Linked DNA regions of Homo sapiens: region 1 is linked to region 2. The links are chromatin loops, found by intact Hi-C in ENCODE. Cell type or tissue: left ventricle myocardium inferior. All regions are shown on one strand. Each heading gives the region's core, and the rest is flanking DNA. Links, peaks and the distances in the headings are about the cores only.

The links. A loop is a pair of places that touch in the nucleus more often than their neighbours do. Peaks named below come from ENCODE experiments on the same cell type or tissue, not always from the same donor. Only the 100,000 strongest peaks of a DNase experiment are listed, where the experiment ranks them.
Region 1: it touches region 2 in a loop (4-fold over the local background); 2 of 110 quality-filtered maps call a loop at or near these places.

The regions. Positions count from the first base shown.
Region 1 is chr1:240,742,868-240,748,257 of GRCh38, reverse strand. It overlaps LOC100506929 (a long non-coding RNA gene), which reads left to right and starts at 4,608. Exons shown (of 3, transcript NR_188405.1): 1 at 4,608-4,667; 2 at 5,180-5,390. In left ventricle myocardium inferior, for the core only: no CTCF peak of the experiment used is centred there; no DNase peak of the experiment used is centred there.
Region 2 is chr1:240,803,035-240,808,424 of GRCh38, reverse strand. It overlaps RGS7 (regulator of G protein signaling 7), which reads left to right. Exons shown (of 19, transcript NM_001364886.1): 15 at 2,099-2,285. Among named protein-coding and RNA genes, the nearest start is that of GREM2, 190 kb to the right of the region's middle. In left ventricle myocardium inferior, for the core only: no CTCF peak of the experiment used is centred there; no DNase peak of the experiment used is centred there.

The DNA of each region.
Region 1 (5,390 bases), core at 248-5,247, 60 kb after region 2:
TCATAATGGCTGTACTAATTTACATTCCCATTAACAGTGTACAAGGGTTCCCTTTTCTCCACATCCTTGACAACACTTGTTATCTTTTGTTTTTCAATAGTAGCCATTCCAACAGGTGTGAACAGGTGTAAGGTGATATCTCATTGTAATTTTAATGTGCATTTCCCTGATGATGAATAATGAGCATTTTTCACATACTCATTGGTTAATTGTATGTCTTATTTTGAGAAATATTTATTCAGGTCCTTCATCCAATTTTTAAATGGATCACTTGTTTTCTTATTGAGCAGTTTTGAGCTCCTTACATATTTTGGATATTAACCTCTTACCAGGTGTGTTTTGCAAATATTTTCTCCCATTTCACAGGTTGTCTTTTCACTCTGTTGATTGTTTCCTTGGCTGTCCAGATGTTTTTTACTTATATGTAATTCCACTTGTCTATTTTTACTTTTGTTGCTTGTGTTTTTGAGGTCATATTTTAAAAATTATTGCCCAGACCAATGTAATGGAACTTTTCGCCTAAGTTTTCTTTGGTAGTTTTACTTTCAGGTCTTACATTTAAGTCTTTAATCTGTTTTGAGTTAGTTTTTGTAAATGGTGTGAGATAAAGATCTGATCTCATTCTTCTGCATATGGATTTCTGGTTTTCCCCAACACCATACGTTGAAGAGACTTTTCTTCCCCCATTGTTCGTTCTTGGCATCTTTGTCAAAGATCAATTGACCATAAAGGCATGGATTTATGTCTGAGCTCTCTATTGCTCTATTGGTCCATGCATCTGTTTTCATGCCAGAGCCATGCTTTTTTTTTTTTTTTTTTTTTTTTTTTTTGAGACAGAGTCTCGCTCTGTCACCAGGCTGGAGTGCAGTGGCGCGATCTCGGCTCACTGCAACCCCCGCCACCCGGGTTCAAGTGATTCTCCTGCCTCTGCCTCCCAAGTAGCTGGAACTACAGGGGTGTGCCAACACTCCTGGCTAATTTTTGTATTTTTAGTAGAGACGGGGTTTCACCATGTTGGCCAGGATGGTCTCAATTTCCTGACCTCGTGATCCATCTGCCTCGGCCTCCCAAAGTGCTAGGATTACAGGTGTGAGCCACTGCACCTGGCCAACCATGCTATTTTGAGTATTATATCTGGTAGTAGGTTTTGAGAGCAGGTAGTGTATTACTTCCAGCTTTGTTCTTTTTGCTCAAGATTTAAGATTGCTTTTTCTATTTCTGTGAAAAAAAATCATTGGAATTTTGATAGGGATTGAATTGAACCTGTAGATATCTTTAGGAGCATGTATATTTTCACAATATTAATTCTTCTAATCCATGAACACACGGTATCTTTCCATTTACTTATGTATGTCTTCTTTAATTTCTTTCATCAATATTTTATTATTTTCAGTATACAGAAAGTATACAGTTCACCTCCTTGATTAACTTTATTCCTAAGTATTGTATTATTTTAGCAGCAATGTAGAGTTTTTTAATTTCTTTTTTTGATACTTTATTGTTACTGTACAGAAAGGCTACCAGTTATTTTATGTTGATTTTTTATTCTTCAACTTTACTAAATTAGTTCTAACAGTTTTTTGTGGAGTAGTTAAGAGTGTTGTGTATACAAGAATATGTCATCTGTGAACAGGACAATTTGACTTCCTTCTTTCCAATTTGGATGCCTTTTATTTCTTTCTTTTGCCTAATTTCTCTGAAGCTACAGTAATTTTAGAAGAGTGAAATTAGCCTAGAAATACATGAATAGGTAAATGAGGTAAATGCAACAGACAAAAAGCCCAGATACAGACAGAAGCATAAATAGAAGTATAGTTGTATGATAGGGAAGCATCACAAATCAGTGAGAGATAATGTACACTATTAATCAAATGGTAGGGAGACAGTTATCACTATGGAAAAAACAAAATTGGAAAAAAATGTGGAATATAAAATAAACTCAATAAATTATATACAAAACTATGGAAAAAGTAAACTGTTTGAGTCAAAAAGTTTATGACCTTGGGTTACAAAGAAAATAATTGTATTAGCCCAAGATAAGAACAATAGAATAGAAAGTCATAAATGTGGCTATATCAAAATTTTAAACTTCTACTTAATCAGAAACAGCATATACAAAGATGAGACAACATGTAGGATGAAGAACATATATAATGGAGTGTTACTTTTAATGATATGATACCAGGCCAGGCGCCTGTAATCCCAGCCCTTTGGGAGGCCGACGGGGGTGGATCACTTGTGGTCAGGAGTTGGAGACCAGCCTGGCCAACATGGTGAAACCCTGACTCTACCAAAAATATAAAAAAATTAGCCGGTGTGATGCACGTGGCTGTGATCCCAGCTACTCAAGAGGCTGAGGCAAGAGAATTGCTTTAATTCAGGAGGCAGAGGTTGCAATGAGCTGAGATTGTGCCACTGCACTCCAGCCTGGGTGACAGAGCAAGACTCCATCTCAAAAAATAAAGATATGATACAAAAATAACTAAAATTTACAAAGACAAAGATGACTCAATAGAAAACTTATGGAAAATATATAAAGGGGCAATTTACAGAATCCAAATACCAACAAACATATGAAAAGATGATAAAAGTCACCAGTAATCAGGAAAGTACAAATTAAAATAATGCTATGCCATTTTTCACCCATTGGATCAGCCAACATTTTAAGATCTAACAGTATTACATATTGTTGAGAGGTCAAAATGAAGTTCAGGTAAGTTGCTGATGGAAATCACTACAACCATTGCAGAGGGCAATTTGATTGCATTTATTAAATGTGAAAATATACATGCTCTATTTCTCAGAGATTCTTTTCAGTCTCTAGGTTAAATATGTGTGGATATGGAAATATGTAAAGATGAGTATTACAGCATTCTTTATAAGAGAGGAAAGGAGGAAGGTAGAAAGTAACCACATAATTCAACAGGGGAATGAGTAAATAAGTGAGCAAATGAATTGAAATCACATGGATGATTATTCAGTAGTTATAAGAATGAACTATATTTATAGGTATCTATATATATAGTTCCAAAAATAACATTGAGTAAACAAGTAAGCTGTCAAATAACGTGTACCAATGTGTATGAAACCCCAGAAAGAGAGTATTTTCTGTGGCTATATGTGTGTGAGTGTGTGGGGGTGAAAGTATATAAAAGAACCCTGATAATAGCGATTGGTTCTGCTTGGAGGTTGAGTCAATATGGATTATGATAGGGGTCAAAGTAAGAGTTTGTTTCTAACCATAACATTCTAGTTTTTAAAGAACTTATCATATAGTCACATATAACTTGTGCAATTTTTGTTGTTGTTGTTGTTGTTGTTTTTGGAGACGGAGTCTTGCTCTGTCGCCCAGGCTGGAGTGCAGTGGCCTGATCTCAGCTCACCGCAAGCTCCGCCTCCCCGGTTCACGCCATTCTCCTGCCTCAGCCTCCGGAGTAGCTGGGACCACAGGCGCCCGCCACCACGCCTGGCTAATTTTTTGTATTTTTTTGAGTAGAGACGGGGTTTCACGGTGTTAGCCAGGATGGTCTCAATCTCCTGACCTCGTGATCCGCCCGCCTCCGCCTCCCAAAGTGCTGGGATTACAGGCGTGAGCCACTGCGCCTGGCCAACTTGTGCAATTTTTTAAGATATGATAAAAAAACCAAAAGCCAACATGCTAATATCTTAACACCGGTTAATTCCAACTGGTGCCAGTATGGATGAGTTTTCTTGTCTGACTTCAACATGAAATCTTTCACCTATTCTAGTAGGAGTGAAGTTTCTCATATGAAAAATACATAAGTACTATATTATTCATTGATTTCAAATAATTTTATAATTTTGTCATCCCCTGAGAAACCCAAAATTTCTGTAAGTCCTGGCATTAAACCAAAAGTCTGAATTACCAACAGATTCTATTTCTCTTGGATCTTTTTTTCTATCATATGCTTCCACTAAAGATCAATTTGAGCCTGAATGTTAGTGTTCAAATATATTGCATTTCAGATGAGTTATAAGAATGAAAAGGCAGAATTCTTTATTACTAATAAAGATAATTCATTAGCTGCTGCAGGAAGAAACCATGCTATTTCCAAGGGACTGGGGGAGGAGAATAGAGGCAATTATCTATTAAATGTACTCTCTATAGAGGAGCAAATTAAACTAGTAAAGATAAGGGTGGAGTGTATCCTGAAGTTTCTTTAATCCATTTACAGTGTATGCCTGGCACTGGAGTACCTAATACACTAAATCTTCGAGTAATCTAATGCCCATTTTGCTCTTGGCTTCTAGCTCTGAAAGAAGAGTGGCAAACTAATTGTGAAAGCAACAGAGGCTTTTATGGTCTTCACAAAGCTTGGTGTATCCAAATGCAGATTAGTCTCAGGGATGCCATGTCAGTTAAGAGTAATCTATGGTCCTTTCAAAACTCTTGCTGGGTTTTGCCTAAGATTCGAAGCCTAAAGCTCTGAATTCTGACCTCCCTGATTACTGACTGAGGAAACAATATCCCCAAAATGGAAAGCTCCAGGTCTGTGTGCTTAGATTTAGGCTCCAAGGACTGAACACCCTGCATGTAAGGTGTGTGTCTAAGCAGTATTTATGACATAACAAACCAGCCAAGAGCTGGAGGTTCTGATCAGCAAATAAGGAAGGAACAACATCTGACATCTTTACCCACTTTAACTGTGAGTATATGAAATCTAGGCAACAAAATAAATAGAACAGAGACTGGAAGACGTGATGCTTCCTGGGAGAACATGTGCCCGTAAGGATCGATCTCATGGGATTCTTAGGCAGGTCTTGCTAACACAAAATCTGTGGGTGCAAACAATATGTATTCTATATTATATTATATATAGTCAGACCTCATTTTCCCACTGTATCTGGCATCAACACCCACCATCTATTTGAAGCACAAGTTTCTAATATTATATTTACAGGCAAAAAGTCAGGACCATCAAATGGCCTGCGTGCTAACTGCTGTACACACTAAGCAAAAACAGATTGAACTTTATCAATTTGCTGTTCGTAAAATGACTTCAAGATTCAAAGGTCTAAAGTTTTCTCTGGTGACCACACCTGAGGGTATCACACATTCAAAGCTTTTCCACGTGACTTTCTAACATTCTTGTCATTGTAGGATTAAAAATTGCACCACTGACTCAGGGAAATAACCTGGTTTTTTTCTTTTGCTCAGGAAAGTTCCCACAATAATCTCATCATGAGGCTCACTCGTTCTCACCTCCAGAGTTCTGGGGGGTAAAATAATACATAAATGCAAGGATTATCTTATATATACACCAAGGGAAAGGAAATACTGCCTATTAAGAATTAGCAGCTAACAGCTGGGCGCGGTGGCTCACACCTGTAATCCCAGCACTTTGGGAGGCCAAGGCAGGCGGATCACA
Region 2 (5,390 bases), core at 331-5,330:
TAACAGTGTAGGTGTGGTTATTAACTTCTCAACCCCTTTATATTTTATGCTTATTTCCAGGCCCATTTCAGATGTCACTGGATTTAGAATAGCTTTGTCTAGATCCCCCTTTTCCAATCCAGCACTTGCCCCAGCAGAGGGGCTCTTTCCTGCTTGCCTTTCCCAGACCGTCTAGTTCGTTCTCTTCCTAGAGAGCCATTCATGTACTTCCTGGTGTTACGGCCAATTAAATGGTTTATCTTTTTCTCTACTCATTCTTTGAGGACAGAGACTGTTTTGATTGATGTGTTCAGAGTGTGCTGGCATGAACTTGCCTGAGCATATGTTAATTTCAACACTTCTGCTCCCTCGGATTATGCGTAGTATTCCCTTTTTTTTTTTTTTTTTTTGAGATGAAGTTTTGCTCTTGTTGCCCAGGCTAGAGTGCAATGGCATGATCTCTGCTCACTGCAACCTCCACTTTCCGGGTTCAAGCGATTCTCGTGCCTCAGCCTCCCGAGTAGCTGGGATTATGGGCATTCGCCACCACACCCAGCTAATTTTTGTATTATTAGTAGAGATGGGGTTTCACCATGTTGGCCAGGCTGATCTCAAACTCCCGACCTCAGGTTATCTGCCCGCCTCAGCCTCCCAAAGTGCTGGGATTACAGACGTGAGCCACCATGCCCAGCCTCGCATAGTATTCCTATTAGAGTGCACAGTGTCTAAATCTGTGTTTTAAGAGGGAAAGGTCTTGAGCCTTCCTTTCTAAAAGTCATGGTGGTAGTTTCCTGTTTGAGGCGTTGTCAAACTTAGATTATCCTCTGCTACATATATCTATAAAAAAACAAAATCTGGAAATGAAAACTCAAAAATCACTAGACTGAGTAGTAGTTGATATTCTAATTCTAGCTCATGCACTTCATTACTGATTTCTGATTATTTATTAATGGTCAAGTTAAAGCTTAGTAGTTACGAAGGTACTGCTGATCACCTGTGCCTCTCTTAAGACTCTGTAGCCTGAAGTTTGCTGTCTCTGTGGCCCTCTTTGCCTTTCTTTGACTTCGTCTACTATTAGAGCAGTAAGAGTGTTTATGGAGGATAACACAGTCCTAGCAGCTCCTTTTTCTAGTAGAGTGTTTGTTTCTATTAACAAATTATGATATACTCATTTATCTTTTAAACATTATTTCTAGAGATCTAACCAGCAAGCTCTAGCCTAGAGCAAAATATTGAAGAAATGCAACCGATTAATACAATGTGGCCCCTTCTCACTAGACTTTACCACTTGCTATTATCAACCAAAACACACTCCCAGGTTCTTTCAGTATACATATGGTATAAATAAGTCTATCTTCAGAAGTAAGTCAGTATATATTATTCCGTGGCTTCTGAATTGCAATGATGCCTCTACACATTTCAACTTTTCAAATAATTCCATGTGAAAGCTTGCTGCTTTGGTCATTCCATAACTCTCTCAATTAAATTACCTTAACATTAGTTAATTGTTTTTATTTTTCCAGCCAGAGCATTTTCTGATCTTATGTCCAGGCCTCTTTTAACTCCAGCAAAGCTTCTTTGTAATTCCCTTACCACCTAGAACAGAAAAGGCTCTCCATACTAGCCCCCATTGCTGAAATGGACAGAACATCCAAAGAACACAGTGTAATGCACAGCTTTATCTCCCAATTGGAGGCTCCATGTCCCACACCTTTAATTCCCTTCAAACTCCTCTTTGTTTTCAATCAACAGTCAGAAGTGCTACTTTCCTTAGGTAAAATCAGTGTTATACGGGGCTCTGACAGATCTGCTTTTAACAACAAACACTTAGAAGAGAGAGTTTTTCATGTTTCTTTATATTTTTATTAATATTTTTTATTTATATTTTTAAAATATTTTTATTAATATTTTTATATTTTTATTAATAATTATTTTTCATAATAATCTTCCAAAGAAGATTATCCTTTGAACACAGTCAGTACCACCCTGATACTGGAAGCCCTCAGAGAAAGTGAGCTGGCTGTGAGTCGTCATGATGAACTGCATGATCCGTAAATGTCACAAGAATTTTCAGATGATGGGCCATCAGAGTAAACACCCGATCTCACATTCTGCATAGATTCTGGCTGGCAGTGGAGGACCTGAAAAAGAGGCCTATTAAAGAAGTACCCTCAAGAGTTCAGGAAATATGGCAAGAGTTTCTGGCTCCCGGAGCCCCCAGTGCTATTAACTTGGATTCCAAGAGTTATGACAAAACCACACAGAACGTGAAGGAACCTGGACGATACACATTTGAAGATGCTCAGGTGGGTGTACGGTGAGCCTCACACCACAAACGTGCTTCCGAGAAGTTGAGCGTTAGATGTATTCATTTTATTTTCATTCTAAATGGCAGCTATTTCTAACATTTTCAATTTAGATAACTGTAAAATAACTCTAACTGATCTAGGAAGGAACAAAGACACATTAAACTGAATAGTTTTTTTAAAACCTGGGAATATTTTCTAAGTTTGAATATTTTTATATGAAGGGGCATATTTGAAATATTTTACAACTTTTACTTCATTTTCTACTCTGTTTGTCCCCCCAGTAAGTGAGCAAACACCATCTAATGATGACCCCACCTCAGTAAAAGATTTTTTAAAACATTTTTTTAAAAAGATTTAAAATCTTTAAGGCATCTTCAATGTAGACATTCTAAGACTCTGACATTCCTGAATTATTCATTATTATAAATTATTCAAACTGAATTAGCTTAAAGTTATGTCAAACTCAAACCAGTTTTATCTCTGGTGAAAAAAAAAATCAAACATTAGATTCTGACATTTCTTAAATTTTCAAGTTAATTTTTTAGCCTACAGAAAGAAAAAATAAGGAAAACTGATTCTAACTTCCTAAGGCAAATTTTCAGTCATCTTTTCTCAAACTGGATCTTAATTCCCTTTGTAGAAACAACTTGAATTTCTGCCTTCTCTCAAAAAATGTTGAAACTTAAGAAGAAAAATAAACTTGTAATGAGGGGATAGTGTTTCCTAATAATGTGGTATTTTATTTTATTTTATTTTATTTTTGGAAACAAGTTCTCTCTCTGTTACCTACAGTGGCATGATCATGGCTCGCTATAGCCTTGGCCTCCCAGGCTTAAGCAATCCTCCTACCTCAGCCTCCCAAGTAGCTGGGACCATAGGCATGCACCACCATGCCTGGCTAATTTTTTTTTATTTTTTTTTGTAGAGACAGGGTGGGTCTCCCTATGTTGCCCAGGCTGGTCTCCAACTCCTGGGCTCAAGCAATCCTCCCACCTTAGCCTCTCAGAGTGCTGGGATTACAGGCATAAGCCACTGCACCCACTCCCTAATGATGTGTTGAAGTTGGTTTTTAAATCAGAACGTGCATACTTCATAACTTCTTAAACTTCTTTTGGAGAAGAATATTAATTCTAAAAAGTACCTTTTAAAAAACACACATTACTAAAATAAAATATAGAAGATGAAGAATGAGATACACGAATATCCTTCCTTATTTCCACTCTCTATAGAAAATATATTTCTCCTTGGCTTTCATTTAAAGAAATCAGCAACTGTGTAGTAAACTAACATGAATTTTAACAGCTAACTGGATACCTATCCCATGTGGTTCAGCCATGGTCTCCAATGTAGAAATAATTACACTCTAGAGAGACACAGGACAGAGAGCAGGCCAGAAACTCTGGCCCTGCTGCTCACTTCTCTGCTGATTTTTCTTTCTTTCAGTCCAAGATAAAATGCCGAGCATCTTTCTAGAGCCAACAATGTGGAAAATGTTTGGAATGCCCTTCCTGAGGTTTAAAATAGAATTTTTTTTAGTTATCGGTGTCATTTAAAAATATTCTTGCCTAAGAGGATCCTCTTTTCTTACAGAAAAAAAAATTCTATAGAAAACAATACCACTTGGCCCTAGATTTCTTTTTCAGTTAAGCTCAGATATTTAATTCTAGTTTTTTTTGTGGTTTTTAAAAAAAATCTGATCGTAAGGTAAATTGCCTGGGTTCTGATTTCAGCTCTGCTCTGTGACCACTTCTCCACGCCTCAGTTTCTTCACCTGTAAAATGGACATAATGGTTACCAACCCCATAGGGGTTTTGTAAGGCTTATATTAACTAATACAGGAAAGCACTTAAAAGAGTACCTGCCATATACCCAAGTATATTTGAGCACTTACTATCCACACCCCATGCTTTGCTACACATTTATTATTCCTTTAATCATCACAACAATGCTATTTTATAGATGAGAAAATTAAGGATCAGAGAGATGAAAAAGTTGGCCTATATTTATCCCATTTGTAAGTGGTAGTTCTTGAGCAAGGTAGAATGTGAATCTCAAAATGCTTAACTCCAAAACCAGCCATTGCTCTACTTTTCAAACAAATTCCCATACAGTTCCAAACTTAACATCCTTTGAAGATCACCATTGGGCTAAGTCTTGAGATTTAATCCTGAATGTCTTTAAATGAATTTAAAGTAACTTCAAATTATTGCTGTTGTGTTTAAGACCAGAGAACTGGAGTCATTTCTTGAAACATCTATTTTCTTCAAGAAAAAAAAAAAGAAAGAAAAGAAAACTGGAACATTCAGAATGCTCTCCAATAGTTCCAAGCTCTACACCTAACTGATATTTCACTAGAGTTGGAAGATCAAGGCACATGTTAGCTCCCTGAGCTGCGGTAGACCAGAGTGGAACCTCCCTAGATTGGGTCTAGATTGAATTGAATGAGTACCTTTTTCCTTTTTTTTTTTTGACTTGTCTATCAAAATTCATCATCAAAACAGAATATTGCAAACTTCTTAGGGGCAAATGATCAACTATTTACCTAATCTGTCACTGGGTAAGTAATAAGAAAGAGCACACAAATTTGGAGATTTAGCAATTAAATATCACAAAATTTATTTTTGGACTTGTGCTCTGACCCAAAGTGGGTATGGAAGACAATTTTCCATGCAATTTGTACCAAAGAGATGATTTGATTCTTCTGGGTAGTTGGCACCCTCCCAGTAAATGTAGAGGCCAAAGGTATCCAGGATGATTACTCAGTCTGAGTCAACATTACCCACTTCAGGCCTGGAGTAGTTTTAAGAGACAGCAAATTTAGTTATATTCTCTAGTGATCTATATAAGTCAACAACTTGATTTGAGGTAATTTTATGACATTTTATTAATCAAATTCCATTTTTGTAATGACTGGATGTGATTTGCCTCCTCAGTAGCTCCTAAACCAATTTAAACAATGATCTATGAATGAGATAATGAATTTGAAGATCTAAATATCCTGTAAATAGAAGGTATTCTAATCAGCATTGTTATTACTATTTTTCGCTGCTACTAGATTTGTTCTTTAGCCATGTGTGACATCATGATATTTTACTTTTCCCA